Linked DNA regions of Homo sapiens: region 2 is linked to region 1. The links are chromatin loops, found by intact Hi-C in ENCODE. Cell type or tissue: HCT116. All regions are shown on one strand. Links, peaks and the distances in the headings refer to the core of each region. The heading gives the core; the rest is flanking DNA. Region 1 has its middle 140 kb from the start of PTPN20. Region 2 has its middle 7.5 kb from the start of RBP3.

What was found. Peaks named below come from ENCODE experiments on the same cell type or tissue, not always from the same donor. Only the 100,000 strongest peaks of a DNase experiment are listed, where the experiment ranks them.
Region 2: a loop joins it to region 1, with 17 times the contacts of the local background. A loop is called at or near these places in 11 of 110 quality-filtered maps.

The regions. Positions count from the first base shown.
Region 1 is chr10:47,042,761-47,051,093 of GRCh38, reverse strand. No RefSeq gene overlaps it. Among named protein-coding and RNA genes, the nearest start is that of PTPN20, 140 kb to the right of the region's middle. In HCT116, for the core only: a CTCF peak has its summit at 3,339 (motif pointing left); a DNase peak (open chromatin) is centred at 3,303.
Region 2 is chr10:47,336,698-47,345,030 of GRCh38, reverse strand. No RefSeq gene overlaps it. Among named protein-coding and RNA genes, the nearest start is that of RBP3, 7.5 kb to the left of the region's middle. RefSeq lists an enhancer at 1,839-2,501. In HCT116, for the core only: a CTCF peak has its summit at 4,265 (motif pointing right); a DNase peak (open chromatin) is centred at 4,270.

The DNA of each region.
Region 1 (8,333 bases), core at 254-8,253:
TCTGTGTCCTACTGGGGCTGGCTTCGGGTGCTGGGGCCGAAGCCTGGTCTCAGAGAGGGGCCGGGCCTTCTCAAGTGGTTCTGCTGCCGAGAAAGGTGCCAGCCCCTCCACTGACCACTGGCCACCTGCAGAAGCCCACCTGGCTACACTGGCCCTTTCCTGGCACTTTCCAAGCCAGCGAAGGTGATCTCCCTCTGGCAAACAGAAATCTGCGCTGTTGGGAGACAGAGCAGTAGGCATCTATCTCCACATAGCTATCTTGAGCACCTGGTATGCACCATTTTGTTAGCATGGAACTCTCTCCCTATCCCTATCTCAGCAGCTTCCTTGGAGCCAGCAGCAGGCCTGAGGAGGAGGAGAGGGGAGTGGCCATCCAGCTGTCAAGAGAGAATCCACAGGCCCCATAGGAGGGACCTGGCTGCCCATCATAGACACTCAGTCTCTCGCTCTGTGGCTGTCAAGCTCCCAATATTTCTGTCTCTCTCTTCTTTTCTGTCTTTATCTGTATCTTTCTCTGTGTCTTCTTCTCTCTCTGTCTCTGTCTCCCTCTCTGTTTATCCTTCTCTATATCTCTGTCTCTGTCTGTCTCTGTCTCTCTCTCCCTCTTTCCCTCCTCTCCCTCTCTTTTTCTCTCTCCTTCCTCCCCCTTTCCTTGCATTTCCCTGGGGATGATGGAGTTTTCCTCCACGTCACCATGTGGCTAGACAAATCAGCCCTGGCCTTTTTGCTCTTGCATGAGAGTAGAAGGCCTCCCAAAGCCCCTCAGGTTCCATGGTGTCTGCTCCAGCCAGGCCCCCCACCAAAACCCTCTGAATCACTGGCTCTGGGGATGGCAAGAGCCCTCTTTCCCTGGTCCTCACACTCAGTCCCAGACTGTTGAGACTAATGACCTTGAGTGTGTGTCACGTCCCTCATGTCCCCCTCTAGGGAAACTGGCCAGAGTGGGAAATCACAGCCAGATTTTGGGTCATGGGCAAGGGGCTGAGGGCTCATGTCTGTGAAGAGAGGGGCCTCGAGGGGCCCAGGCAGGGAATGGCAGTGCCGGGAGCACTATGGAGAGTGGTGGGGTCTGCAGGAACCTGCCACCAACTAGATTGGGCAGCCGCTCTCCTGCCGCACGTCTCCTTTCACATCTGTGGCCAGAGTCTCCAACTTTTCAGGAGAAACTGCAGATCTAGATTTTCATATGAAAATGTTAAGACATAATTCAAAGTTTTTTGAGAAGCACTCTGCAAGCCAAATAAAACACATCAGCAGGACGGATCTGGCCAGCACAGCACATTCATGACCTCTGTTTGGTGTCCCCTAACACCCACCCCTGGGCCCCAGCCACCTTCAGGGCTGGCAGGGGGGCCTCTGCTTCCAGGGCCCATGCTCCTCCCTCGCCTTCATCCTGGTCATGGGGCTCTGCCTTCCCCGGAGCTGTCCCAGTGTTCAGATGACCCTGAGGCAGGAGCCCACCTGCAGTACAGCCTCCAGGCTGGTCAGCCGGTGTAGACATCTGGTCATTCTTCATGTCTGTCACCTGCCCAGCTGGTCACAAAGCAGAGGTCCGAGCCCCAGGAAACCCAGGACCACCAGGCTGTGGAGGAGAAAGACTTGCTGGTGTTTCATGGCCCTTGTTTGCTGTTACCAAAGCTCATGTTTAAACACAATTACTTTCTGCTCCACTCAGGCAACCCAGTTGGCACACCCTTCCAGGGACCAAGTCCCATGGCCTTTAAGGAAGCCCTAGCATGGGGCTGCCCATTCCCCAGACATGAAAGGCAGCTAGTAAGTTTGCTACTCATTAGCTGTGTGGCCTGGGAAAATGACTTAGTTTGGCTGGCCTCAGTTTCTTCATCTGTAAAATGGGAACACTATCTCATGCTAGATAAAAAAGGACAAAATTAGACAATTAGATAAATTCCCTCCCAGCTTCACCCATGTGCAGAAATCCTTGAAGAAGGAGAAGGCGAAGGAGAAGGAGAAGGAGAAGGAGAGGAGAAAGGGGAATTAATATTTGTTGAACCTATTATGCATGAGGCACCTTGACAAGGGCTTACAAATGTCATCTCAACTCACCCTATGAATCACCCTGGCAGGCTATCACCCCACTTCACACAGCCCCTATTTCCACTTCACAGATGAAATCCTGAGCTCCAGGTAAGTTGAGCTATTTGTCCCCGGAAGGGCCCAAGATTTGAACCAAGATTCAAATTTGGTCGGTCTCAACATTAAACCTAGAAACCCGGCCAGCTGCAGTAACCCCCCTGCAGTGCCTTCAGCCTCTGGCCCTGGACCGACACTCCCTCCCATGGCTCCAACATGTGTGGGCCCAGGCTCCAGCGCCCTCCTCAGGGGCTGCCCTGCCTCTGCTCTTGAGAGGACCTGCAGGCCTCCATCACCCAGCCCACGCTTCCTGTCTGTGTTGCAGGGGTGCCCAACCCAGTGCTGGCCTCTTCCTCTCGGTGTTGCAGGCGGCCTGCCAATGCCATTCCTTGACTCAAATGGACTCTGTGGACAAAAGAACACTCCCCCAACTACTGCCTTCTTGGCCCAGGCAACTCCTTCTCATCCTTCAGAACCCAGTTCAGACATACCTCGTATTGGGGGCTGTGCCTGGCAACCCCAGCTCCCCAGGCTGGGCTGAATGCCTCCCTAGGCCACACCAGCACCCACCTTGGCCTTGATCTCATTCACTATCAGTGAGTCCACTCTGCAGTGAGGGGCAACGCTGAGCTGAGGTAAGGCAGCTCTCCTGGGGCCACTGCCTTAACCTGAGGGTCCCAGCAGCTGTCCCTGGGGCCCCTGGTCCTTGCCTCTGATGCCACCCTGTGCTGCTGTTACCCACTCTCAAGCAAACCACACCCTGGTGGGAGGCCCTGGGGCTGCAGAGGCTGTGAGGACAGAGCCTGAAGCCTCTGCTGGGGTCCCACCCTGAGCTCTGAAAGAACCCCCAAATGGAAGCCCCCACCCTCTGTGTTGCACTTTGCTTTTCCCATGTGGCCACAGGTCCCAGGTTGGGGACTGGGCCACCTTCCCTTCCTCTTGCTTTAGTTTCATGCCCAGCTCCGGGTGTCTTCTCGTCGGGGACTCTGCATGCCTTTCTCAGGGCTGAGCAGAGCTGAGGGGTCCAGGAGCCCTGGTTACCCCCAGGTGACATCCCGTGGTATTGTTAGCATGGAGGTGATGTAGTGAAGACGGGTTGTCAGCTAGGATGGGGGCGAGATGACCATCTAAGCAATGTCAGAGCAGGGCACGTACTCAAAAATGTACAAACGTATCTTCCAATCTTCCAGCTGTTGGGAGAGCTTGGGCCACCCAAGGGCACAGCGCCCCCTGCTGGCCATGACGATGATGCGGCTTAGCTCACAGGGCTTTCCTCTGCAGCAGCTCCCCAGAAGCCAGGCAGGGGAGTGCTGGGCGGGGTGGGAGAGGGATAGGGGTGTGCATGCATGGGCCATTTCTCATTCTCTAACATACAAACGTGCTCTGACACCTCTCTTGAGGACCCCCTGTGCCCACTGGCACCACCAACAAATCAATCACATAGCCAATCAACAAATTAACAAGCACCTGCAGTGTGCACACACTGGCCCAGACTCACCTTACCTGGATGCTCCCCACCTCCACTCTCTGTGTTCAATTTGCCATAGTCCTCCTGCCCCACCTCCCATGGCTCTCACCCCCACAGAACTGCCCCTTGTGCCTTCCTCCTCAACCAGGTCCTCACGCCCCCAACAGGACACATACCCAGGGCCCAACCACGTGGCCTATCTCTGCACTCTCCTGCACCCATCCATCCCGCACACCACCCACACTCCAGTACTCTTGCCAAGAATGCTCGAGCATTCTCACCACCAGCTCCACAACCTCCAGGGCTTCCCTGTCCTTGAGAAAGAGCCCAGGGAAAGGCTTGGGTGATCAGACCCAACCTGCAGACGCAGCCCTGCCTGCCTGACTCCCACTCAATCTGCCCTCTAAGCAAACTGCAGCAGCACAGCACCATTCCCAGAAAGCACCCTTCACAGCAGCCTCCCACACATCTTCACAGCCCCCCACCTGCACAGGCATACTCAGCCTCACAGAGTCCCCCTACAGCCCTGACCCCTCGTTCCTATGGAAGACTCACGCCGAGGCCCTCGTCCATTCCCATTGCACATGGACCCACCAGGCCACTCACCTCTTCATCTGAGCCCCCACACCCAGAAGCACCCATGCCCCAACACCCTCTGTGGTATCCACCCTCCCGCCCACACTCAGGGTTCTGTACAGAAAGGAGGGATGCAGGGAGTGTGGTGAGCATAGGCCCCGACGCCCAGTTTCCCCAGAGAAGCCTTTCAGAGAAATCGCTTTCACATGGCAGCTTTGGTCCTCCGGGAGGGCAGCGGCTGAGGAGGGGGCATGACGGGGCAGCCAGCGAGACCATTGTTCACGCCTTGGCTGCTGGAGCCAAGCCCCTACCCCAGTGCCCCTTATCCATTGGAGGAGGCCGCAGGAAAACAAGGTCTGGTACCCGAGGGGCCCAGTGACCCGTTTGAGCAGCTCCCCTCAAGCAGAAGTTTCCCACATGACCTTCCAGCCGGGCCCTGGGCTTTCCTGCCTCCACAGCAACCGCAGTCCCCTCGCTTGGCACTGTGTCTTGGCCCAGGGCACAGGGGAAGGGAGGAAATGGGGAGGTGGGGAGAGGATGCACAGGCCTAGCCCGGGCTCCCAGCTGGCAACAGCCCTTCCTGTAAGGACTTCTGGGCCCTCTGGGTCCTCTGACCACCTCTTTCCACCACCCAAAACTGGTCATGGCCTGCATGGGTTTGGGGACCCAGTGAGCTACACTCACATCACTGGATGCTTCAAAGCAGCTGTGTGACTCCAGGCAAGTGTCAGGACCGTGGGTTCCTCATGCCCTCCTGGCTATCAAGCTTGAAGGGCCCACGTGGAGATTCGAGGGAAAATGCACACTCAGGCCCAGGAGCAGTGCCTCACACCAGTGAGTGGAGTTCCCTTTTAACATATTCTTGGGTATTGCCTCCACCTAGGGTCTGTTTGTCCCCAAATTTAAGCTTCCTGGGTTCTGACTATGTTGGGCCCAGTGGTGTGGTCTCTGCCCAGCTGGATGTCAGCCTCCCCTCGGCCTCAAGGGCCCAGTGCTACCACCCATGTTTCCTTACCATGACTCTGAGCAGTGCTGGTCCCTCTCTGAGTCCCAGGAATGGTGCACTTGTCTGCTACCGGTATCTCCACTCCCCAAGAACCTTCCTCACCCATCCTACTGGGCCACCCAGGACTTCTGGCCCTCTCTGGACTTCTGACAGGCTCTGCTATAAGCCCAGGCTCTCCACCTCCTCACACCCAGCCCCTCACAGGGCCAACGCACCTTAGTAGGTGCTTGGCCAAGGGTGGCAGGGCCATGTTCAATACACAGATTTCCTCTATGAGACTTTGCGGGGAGGACAGAGAGCTTGCCAGCAGCCTGGCCTCTTGTCCCGTGCCCTAGGCCCTTTGGAGGGAGCCCCTGCCCTGACCCTGGGGCCTCCCTACCTCTTGCACTATTGCCTGGCCTTCTATAGCCAGCCCCTCACACCTCCCAAGCTGTGGTCACGTGGAGGCCCTGCCACTCACGGGCCACACCTGCCATGTCCTCGGAGCCTTAAGATGCAGGTGTTGAGAGCTCGGTGTTGCCTGTAAAGGTCCCCCTGGAGGGGTCCCTCCCATCAGGCCTGGAGGCTCGGGTCTGTATACATGCATCTGCATGGGGCATGACTGGTTTCCAGAACCTCAGAGCCCAATCCACCTGCCCACATAGCCCATACCAGCTGACCAATGACAGTGAGGCGAATCACCAGTCTCCTCCTCACTCTGAGGCCTCCCTGCGCTGACCCTGTCCTCAACCTTTGATTTCTCCTTCTTACAGCCCAGCTCCCACATTGGACTCAGTTCTGTGATTTGGGATCTGGCCTTGACCTCCAACTTGCCCCAGATTGTGCCTTGGACTTGGCCCAGTCCATGCTCAGGTGGGCCACCCAGAGCCACTTTGGGCCTCTCAGAGCTTATTTCCTTTGGTGTTTGGTGCTGTGGACAGAGAATAGTCTGGCGGAGAGGGGAGCTGAGACATGCAGGATGCTGGTGCCTGGAATGGCTGGCACTGAGCCCATCGCTGCCTGGAACCACTGGCTGCCTCCTCTCTGTGGCTTGTCTTTGCCATAGTCTGTGAGCTTGGGGCCCACACCCCATGGAGCACCATGGCCAGACCCAGGCAGCAAAGGTGAGGTTGGCCCACAGGGAAACCTGTGGAAGGCTCTGGCCCCCACCCCATCCCAGGCTCACCCTGCCTCACAGAAAGCACAGGAGACCCCTGGCACTGGGGCTGGAGCCCAGGACACCTCTCCCAACTTCCTCTGGATTATGAAATATATTTCATGTGATATCTCAATTCTTTTCAAACAACATGGAGTGACATCTGCAGGGCACTTTCCTAATGCTAAACACCTTGGGTCAGCAGTAGAAATGCCTCCAGTCATTGGGGTGGCTCCTAATCTTCAGATGTCAGGCGCCAGGGAACCCAACTTAGGGACTAAGATCCTCACTTGGGAAGGGTCCTGGGGGCCATCAGAGGGATGGCCATCACTCACAGGTGAGCGAGTGTGCACATCTGGATTCATTTCCACGACTCAGGATCACATCAGGCAGCATCAGGGGCCCCAGGAGGGATGGAGGTCACAGGCTCCCACCCTCGTCTTAGCCCTGGAAACATGAAGGCCTCCAGTGCCCTCCTCCAGTAACCCCGTGAGTGCCTGGCACAACAGTGGGCACTCAGTGAATGCCGGTAAGTGCCTGCTGACCAGAGCTCATATGGGGGAGTGCACCTCTCTGGCAAGCTGGATCCCATCAGTGTCGGCCCACATGTGCACCAGCCTCGTTTCAGCTGGGAGAATCGCATCAGGACAATGGGAAAGCTTCTCCCCGTTCCCCTGCCAGGTGGGCCCAACGCCAGAGCCGCGATCCAGGGCATCGCTGCTAAGTTTCCAGGCTCCCGTCAGGCATCACTCCCACCCAGGGGGACCCTGCACTGTCTCACTTCTTTAGAGACAGATCAAATTGGAGAGAGTTGGCTCGCATCAAAGACAAGGCCTATGTTGTTTACACACATTTTTTTGGGAAGAGGGAACAAATTATTTTCCTTCTTGTCCATGGGATGCCAATGATGAGTTCTGGAGAACCACTCAGAGACACCTGTCATGAATTCCCAGGGCAGGGTGAGTGGAGATGGAGCAAACAGCCCACAGCGCAGGCTCCTGATTTAGAAGGGAAAGTGCAGCATGGATTCTCTAAAGTCCAGCAGCAGCAGCTTGCAGGAGACACTGCGGCACTCATGGTGCCCTGAAAGTTGCACGGGATGGAGGCCACAGGGGACGATGCATGCTGATGACATGGCAGGAAGGGCAGGTCTTGACTCAGCCCAAGGGAGCTTCTACCCGGGGCCGCCGTCCTGCACTTCTGAGCATATTCATCAGGGACAAGGGGAGAGGCAGGCTCATGGCCCTAGGGTCTGGGTCCCCCTGACACACCCACACAGTGGTGGAGCCTTGAGGACAGCCTGGGGCCTGCTGCAGGTGTCCCAGGGAAGAGGGCATGGGGGATCTGTGCCTGCCCACATTGGAATGCCTCCCCCATGGGAAGCACTGCAGGCTGGGCAACTATGGGGGAAATCACCAGGAGCCTGCACAGAGGCCCCGCCCAATGCACTGGAGCATGAAGCAAGGAGCGTCTGCCTGCCCTAAGGGCACCCCATCTGGAGAGAGTGACTATGGCACTGGCCATCCTGTCAGCCGGGAGCCTCAGGGAACAAAGGCAGAGAGAGCCCCCAGAGGAGATGGCAGCTCAGGTGAGCCTCAAGTGATCACCTGCAAGGAGGGGATTTCCACAGAGGGGCGTGAGTCGACGGTGGGATGCAGCTTCTTTTATTCATTTATTTATTTATTTGTTTGGCCAAAAAGAAGAAAGAAAAAGTCCCACTCATCTTTACCATCCAGATCACATTGGGCAGAGGTTCAAGGAACCTGCGTGTGGCACCCTGGGTGGAAGAACGCTCTGGTCCCGACAGCAGTCTCCCTCTGCTGAGGCCTTCCCTGACTCCCCAACACCCGCTCCCCATTTCCCTTCCCTTCTCTCCCTGCTCTGCAGCCTGATCATCACAGACGTAGTGTGGGCTCCACCCATTTTTGGAGACCGTCAGCCCTTCCATGGCAGCACCTTGCTTTCACCGGGCTCCCAGTCTTGAGCTCTGCCCTGAGTGCCTCCCATGCACAGTGCTCATTCATTTTGGTTCATTCAGCACCTTCCCATTTTACAGG
Region 2 (8,333 bases), core at 256-8,255, 290 kb before region 1:
AATGGCTGCCTCCCTAGATTCTACCACAGACATTTTATTACCCCTTTCTCATCTCAGCTCCGCCTCACTAGCCTCTTCTACCCTGCAAGCCTCCTCTCCCCTGCAAACCAACACATTTTTAAATGCACTTCAAAGCAAATTGAACCTTGACTTTTTATTCATTTTATGTATTTTCATTTTACTTTTTTCTTAAATCAGAGGAGTAAAACATACTCATTTTTGTAGAAATGTGCAAACAAACCTTTTCCAAAGCTTTTAAAATCCAGCCTCCTTTAGTAACAAATAATCAGCATTGAATGTCTAGCCATTGTCACCTGTGTCTGTGTACACGCAGGGAGGTGCACATATAGGAGAGATCCATCCACACATCTATGGGCACCCCATCCATTTGTCCATCCTATTGTCAGCCGTTTATTAGCATAGATGATAATTTGCATTTTGTTTTACTCACTTAAACATACAACACAAACATCCTTCCCAGTTGAAGTATACTCATTAAACTCATCCTTTTAATGGCTACATGTAGTCTGGGGATCCCTAATCTAAAAATCTGAAATCTGAAATGCTCCAAAACCTGAAACTTTTTGAGCACCGACACAACACCACAAGTGAAAAATTTCACACATAAGTACTTAACACCAACTTTGTTTCATGCAAAAAATTATTTAAAATATTGATATAGTTACCTTTAGGCTATGCGTATAAGGCATACATGAGGCATAAATACTGTGTTTAGACTAGAGTCCCACTCCCAGGATATCTCATTATGTACATACAGATATTCCAAAATCCAAAAAGAATCTGAAATCTAAAACACTTCTTTCTCCAAAACTTTCAGATAATGGATACTCATCCTGTAGTAGTTCTTGATGATTTACTGACCCTTTGTGAGGCATATTTTAAGCTTTTTCTGTTTTTACTTCAATATTGTTTCAGCGATATTGCGATAAATGTTTTTGAAAACGCGTTCTTAAGGGCCTAAGGTGCTTTTTTGTTTGTGGATAAATTCCCAAACTTGGGCTTGCTGAGTCAAAGGGCATATACACTTGTTTGTTTCCTGTATTGTATTTTTTCAGTACCTTTTAAATTATCTAATAAGTACGTCCTTTTTTCACTACTTAATTGATGTATAATTAACATATAATGAACCTATTTGAAGTGTATCATTTAGTCAGTTTTGACACATGCATACCCCCCCGAAATTCTCACCGCCACCTGGGCAACATATATTGCTGTCGCCCTCAAGTTTTCCTGGTGCCCCTTTGCTCCCCAGTCCCCTCTGCATTCCCATATCCAGACAAACATGGATTTACTTGCTGCCAACACTATAGATTAGCTTGTAGCTTCTAGAATTTGCTATAAAAGAAATGATACCCTTTTTTTATCTGTTTTCTTTTGCCCAGCATAATGATTGTGGGATTCACCCATATTGTTGAGTGTACCAATAGTTCATTTATTTTGTTTGCTGAGTAGCCTTCCATTGCACAGATGGACCACAATTTGTTATCCATGCACCTGTCGATAGCCCTTCAGGTTGCTTCCAGTGATGAATATTACAAAGAAAGCTGACATGAGCCAGGTGTGGTGGCTCTCGGCTGTAATCCCAGCACTTTGGGAGGCTGAGGTGGGCAGATCACCTGAGTTCAGGAGTTCGAGACCAGCCTGACAGACAAGGTGAAACCCAGTCTCTACTAAGAATACAAAAATTAGCTAGGCATGGTGGCGGATGCCTGTAATCCCAGCTACTTGGGAGGCTGAGGCAGGAGAATTGCTTGAACCCAGGAGGCAGAGGTTGCAGTGAGCCAACATTGTGCTACTGCACTCCAGCCTGGACTACAGAGCGCGACTGTTAAAAAAAAAAAAAAAAGAAAGCTGATATGGATATTTGAGTGCAAGTCTTCGTGTGGATGTGTGTCTTTCTTTTTGCTGGAGTAATATAATACCTAGGATAGGAATGTATATTTAACATTTTAAGAAATGACTCAACTGTTTTCCAAAATTTAAATTTCTACCAGCAGCAAGAGACTACCAGTTCCTCCACATTAGTGGCAACAATTGGTAAGGAGAGACAGTTAAATTTTAGCCATTCAAATAGGTATGTTGTGGCATCTCATTGTGATTTTAATTTGTATTTGCTTAACAATTAATGGCGTTGAGCATCTTATTATGTATTCATTGGCCACTTGTATGTCTTCTATGGTGAAATCGATGTTCAAATCTTTTGCTCATTTGTTGGGGAAGGGAGGCAGTTGTTTGTCTTATTATTGATAAAGTAAAAGTTATTTTTATGTTCTGGATGTAAGACTTTTGCCTGATATATGTGTTGCAAATATTTTCTTCTAGTCCATGCCTTGTCTTTTCATGTTGTCAACTGTGTCTTTTGAAGATTGAAAGTTTTTCTTTGATGAGTCCAAATTTATCATTTTTTCCCTTTACGATTCATGCTTTTAGTGACACAGCTAAGAAATCTTTGCTGATCTCAAGGCCACAAAACCTTTCCTTTAGTATTTTGTTCTAGAATTTCTACAGTATTAGGTTTCACGTGAGTCTATGATGTATTTTCAGTTAATTAGATATCCAGTTGAGCCCACGCTAGTTGTTGAAAAGACTTTCCTTGTTCTAGCGAATTGTATTGGCATCTTGATAAAAAAGCAATTGATCGCATCTGTGTGGGCCTATTTCTACACAGTCTATTCCACTGCGTTCATCTATTTGTCTGTTTTCTACCCACATCACACTCTCTTGTTTACTACAGTTTATAATATGTCTTGAAATTATGTAATCTGAGTCTACCAACTTTGTTATTGTTTATCAAAATTATTTTGGCTATTCTAGTTCCTTTGATTATCCATATACATTTTTGATTCAAATCATTGACTTTACAATCAGATTATTGATTGGGATTGAATTGAATGCATAGATGAGTTTGCAGACAATTTACCTCTTAACAATACTGAGTCTTCCAACCCATGAATACGTTATATCTCTTTACTTATTTAGGCCTTCTTTGATTTATTTATCAGTGTTGTGTGGTTTCACTATATAGATCATGCAAATATTTTGCTAGGTTTATACCCATGTATTTTGTGGGGTTTTTTTTTTTTGGTGCTATTGTAAATGGCACTTTTTTCTTTAAATTTTAATGTCCAGTTATTCATTATGTTTTGATCATATATTTTACAACTTGCTAAACTCCTTCATTTATTCTAGTATACATTTGGAAGATTCCTTGGAATTTTCTAAAGGGGTGTTCATGTTGCATTTCTTGATTGACAACTTAAGGATGCTATTTTTTTTTCTTCTTTTTTTGAGACAGAGTCTCGCTCTGTTGCCCAGGCTCGAGTGCAGTGGCGTGATCTCGGCTCACTGCAAGCTCCGCCTCCCGGGTTCACGCCATTCTCCTGCCTCAGCCTCCGGAGTAGCTGGGACTACGGGTGCCTGCCACGAGGATGCTATTTTTTACTCTTGCCTTATTGCTCTTGCTAGGGTCTCCAGTGCCTTGTTCGTGATCTTAGGGGGAAAACATCCAGTTTACCATTAAATATAAAGTTAGCTGTAGATTTTTTTTTGGTAGATGCCCTTTATCAGTTGAAAATTCTTTTCTATTCCTAGTAATTTGAGAATTTTTTAAAAATCGTGAATGAGTTTTGAATATCGTCAGATGCATCTACTAACATGATGTTTTTTCTTCTTTAGTTTGTTAACATAGTTAATCATATTGACTGGTTTTCTAATCTCGAACCAGCCACTCATTTATGGGTTAAATCTCACTTGTTCATGATGTATTAGCCTTTGAATATGTTCCTGGATTTAATGTACTGGTATTCTGTTGAGGGCTTTTGCATGGTTATAAGGAATATCGCTCTCAAGTTTTCTTTTCTTTTGGTTTTGGTATCTAGGTAACGTCTACCTCATAAAAGTGTTGGAAAGTAATTTTTTCTCTTCCTATTCCTCCCCCTTTCTATTTGCTGGGAAAAGTTTGTATGGAATTGATATTATTTCAAGTACTTGAGGGGCTGAGAAGTATTGCGCTAAGCATGAAAGGAGGGCTGGTTGGGCTTATACCTTATTCCTACTTTTCGACTGAGCATTTCACAGTTTTGTGTCATCAGAGGAAAACGATAACTGAAGTATCAGAACATAGATTATTCCAGCTGTTAATGATCTATATTAGAAAGTATTCACAGCCTCAAAGATGACATCACTTGCCTGATGTCAGTGATTCCAGCAGGAGCTGGAATCATGAGGGTGCATTACCCACTGCTGCCTCCAGGGGGTGCTGTGTGTCAGGCAGCAGAGCCTAGGGCCTTTGAACCTGGATGAGTTCTGAGGTGTGTAATGGGTTCAGAATAGTGACCAAGTTCCCATCAGCCAGGGGCTCATCACCCACACAGTGGTTGGGTGGAAGGATAGAAGCCCCTTCTCTGCAGGATGGAAGCCCCTCGGAAGCACATGGCTGTCCTGCCCTTCCCTGCGCGACACCTTTTCTGTGCAGTGAGGACAGAAGTTCAAGTTTTCAGACAGAGTACATTTCAGCCAGAGATATCCTAGAGACTGAACACAGGAGGGTGGGGCCTTAGGCTGTTTGGAAGGCTTGATTTGCACAAAGAAATGAGGAAGCAATTTGCATCTGGAGAGAATGCATGAATGACACTGTTTAACAGGAAGGTAAGACCACAAGGCTAGCGACCCAGGATCGGAGTCGGGTCCCTGCTGTCTGAATCTGCAGGGCATGTGCCGTGTTTATGGATGATGCCTTCATCACTCCCCACCCAGGCCATTTCTCCTAAGCCACTGCTCCTTCTGCTTTGGGGATGAGAAAGCTGGGGCTCAGGGAGAGCACAGAACTTGCTCAAGAGCACAGAGCTGAGGAGACATGGACCTGCTAAAGGGAGAGAGGATCCCACACACACTGCCCTGAGCTTTGGTTCCTGTTTGTGTCGTAATCCCAGGCACGGACTTGTGGCAGGAGGTGGGGTGGGGAGAGAGGCTCCAGCAGGGACTAGGACCCCTGTGGCTGTGGCAAGGCTGTGTCTCCAGTAACTGCAGGGCATTAGTCTAGAGGAGACGGAGGAGATGGACCCCGCACTGACAGATGCAGGGGTGAAGCCTGAACCCAACAGGCAGAGCAGCCCGGGCGCCCTTCAGGAATCCAGGCCATTAGGTGGGATGACACAGGGGGCTTGGGAGTCGTTAGTGGAACACAGCCTTGGGAATCTGACAGCAGGACATTGCAGGGTTTGGGAAGCAGGGTTCACCGGGGAGGCCTGAGAGCAGGGAGGGCTCAGGGCCCAGGGCTGGCTTAAAGTCCAGGGAGCGAGGCTGGGTCCACTCATCTGGATGTGGGCTCAACATGAGGACCAACTTCTGGGCAAGGCGGAGTATGCAGGGAGCAGGGGGTGCGAAGTGTGGCCAGGCAGCAGGAGGCAGCCTTCTCTCTCTCTTGCCTAAGGTATCTGATGTGGAACTGATTCAAGGAAGTGGGAATGTTGGTCCAGGGGCTCGGGGTGGTCTAAGGCAAGGAGGTCCCTAGCAGGCACTCACAGGAGTCATCTTCCTCCCTGAGTGTCCTCCTTCATCAGCACCCTAGGCACTTTCTAGAAGCTGAGCAGGGATGCTGAGGTAGGTATCTCAGTGGAGCACCACATCCACGAAGCCCTGTGCCGGGCGCTGCCCTGACAGTCCTGTGCTTTGGAAACCTGGGCTTGTGTGTCCTGAGCCTTGCTGCAGAGAGGACTTGGTCTACAGGGGCATCTGTTTCCCCACCGGTGGATCTGTCTCTGAGAAGAAAAGCCTGGATTCTGTCATCTGAGGACAGCCTAACAGTGAGGAATTGGAGGAGATGCTTTGACTCATAAAAGGGAAGAAGTAGCTGGGACAAAGGCAGAATGGCTTTGGAAAATACTTACCGCTTCTGTTTGTACCCTGTCATGAAGATTGTCTCGTTTAATCTTTTTTTTAAAATGATTTTCTTGAGATACAATTCACCCATTTAAAGTATATAATTCAATGATTTTTAGTATTCACAGAAATTTATGACCATTACCAAAATCAATAATATTAGAACATTTTCATCACCTCAAAATAAAACCCTGTAACCTTCAGCTCTTACCCACTATCCACACCCGCATCCCTGCCTCCCAGCTCTAAGAAACTACTCATCTACTTTCGATTTCTATAGATTTTCCTGTTCTGGAATTTTTCACGTGAATAGGATCGTATAATATGTGACTTTTTGTGACTGGCTTATTTCATTTAGCAAAATGTATTCAAGGTTCATCAATGTTGCAGGTTCATCCATGGCTCACTACAGTCTCCACCTCCTGGACTCAAGTTCACTCCTTTTTATGGTTGAATAATATTCCATTCTATGCATATGCCACATTTTGTTTATTCATTCATTAACTGATACAAATTTGTTTTTTTTCCACCTTTTGGCTATTATGAATAATTCTGCTATAAAAATGTCTGTATAAGTTTTTGTGTGAACATACATTTTCATTTCTCTTGGATACATGCCTAGGCATGGGATTGTTGGGTCATATGGTAACTCTATGTTTAACTTTTTGAGGAACTGCCAGTTTTCCAAAGAGACTGTATAATTTTGCACTCCCACCAGCAATGTGTGAGTTCTGATTTCTCCACAACCTTGAAAACAATTATTATCCAACTTTTTGATCATAGCCATCCCAGTGGGTGTGAAGGGGTATCTCATTACAGCATTGATCTGCACTGCCTGATGACTAATGAAGTTGGGCATCTTTTCATGTGCTTATTGGCCATTTGTGTATCTTCCTTGCAGAAATGTCTATTTAGATGATTTGCTTATTTTAAAAATTAGGTTATTTATCATTTTATTATTGAGTTGTAAGAGTTTTTTATATATGCTAGATTCAAGTCCCCTATCATATACGTAATTAGCAAGTATTCTCTCTCACTCTGTGGATTAATCTTTCACTTTCTTGAAGATGTCCTTTGAAGCACAAAATGTTTTCATTTTGATGAAGTCCAGTTTATCTAATTTTGCCTTCATTGCTCTTGATGTCATATCTAGGAATCTTTTTCCAAAGCCAGGCTCATAAAGACTTACCCCTATGTTTTCTTCTAAGAGTTTTAGCTCTTATTTTTAGGTCCTTGATCCATTTTGAGTTAAGTTTTGATTATGCTATGAGGTAAGGAAGCAAATTTATTCTTTTGCATATGGAAATGCAGTTGTACACCATGTTCTCATTTAATCATTACAATCCAGAGATATCATGAGCCTATTCTTTAAAATAAACATCTCCCTTTTACATCCCCGCTTTAAGGAGTCTTATGGGGAGATGTAAAATGGAGATGTTTATTTTAAATAATAGGTTCATGTGATTGTGGGAGCTGGAAAGTCTGAAATCTGTTGTGCAAGCCCCAGCAGACTGCAAATTCAGGCAAGAGTCGATGCTGTAGTCTTGAGACCAAATTTGACAGGGCAGGCAGCTGGCTGGTAACTCAGACAGGGTTTCTCTGTTGTAGTCTTGAGGCTGATTGCTTCTTCCTCAGGAAACTGCTCATCAGGCCTTGAACTGATTAGATGAGACCCACCCACATTATGGCGGATAATCTGCTTCACGTACAGGCTACTGGTAGCAAAAGTGTATCACATCCACTAAATACTTTCCCAGCAGCATCTCAACTAGTGCTGCACCAAACAGTTTGGCACCATCGGATAGTCAAGTTGACATAAAATCAGTCATCACAGGTAGTATGGTTGCCGTTTTTTAGGAGAAGAATCTGAGGCTCGGAGAGGTTAAAAGATTTCTCCAGAAGCACAGTCAGTCTAAACATAAACTGGATTATCACGTGCTGGGCGAGGAGTCAGGAAAGGGAAATGGGAAAATGTTGGTCAAAGGGTACAAAGGATACATAAATTCCAGAAATCTTCTGTGTAGCCTAGTGACTGTGGTTAATAATGCTGTACTGTATACTTGAAAATCATAAGAGAGTAGATCTTAAACATTTTCACCACAAAGCATGTAGGGTGATGGATATGTTAATTAGCTTGATTCAATCATTTTGCAGTGTATACACAAACATCACATCGTATACTGTAAGTATATGCAATTTTATTTGTCAATGACATCTCATGAAGCTCAAGGATAAAAACGACACTTGGACCGGAAGCTGGCTCCTCAAGGCACTCCGTTCTTATGCCCATATTAAGCCTCTCTGTTCTGAGAACAGTCCAGGCTTAGGGAGCACTTGAATTCTCAGAACTCCAAGTAGGTTCCAGGAAAAAATACCATCTCATTGATGGCAGACACACACATTGTGTGAATGACTAGAGTTTCTCTAAAGCA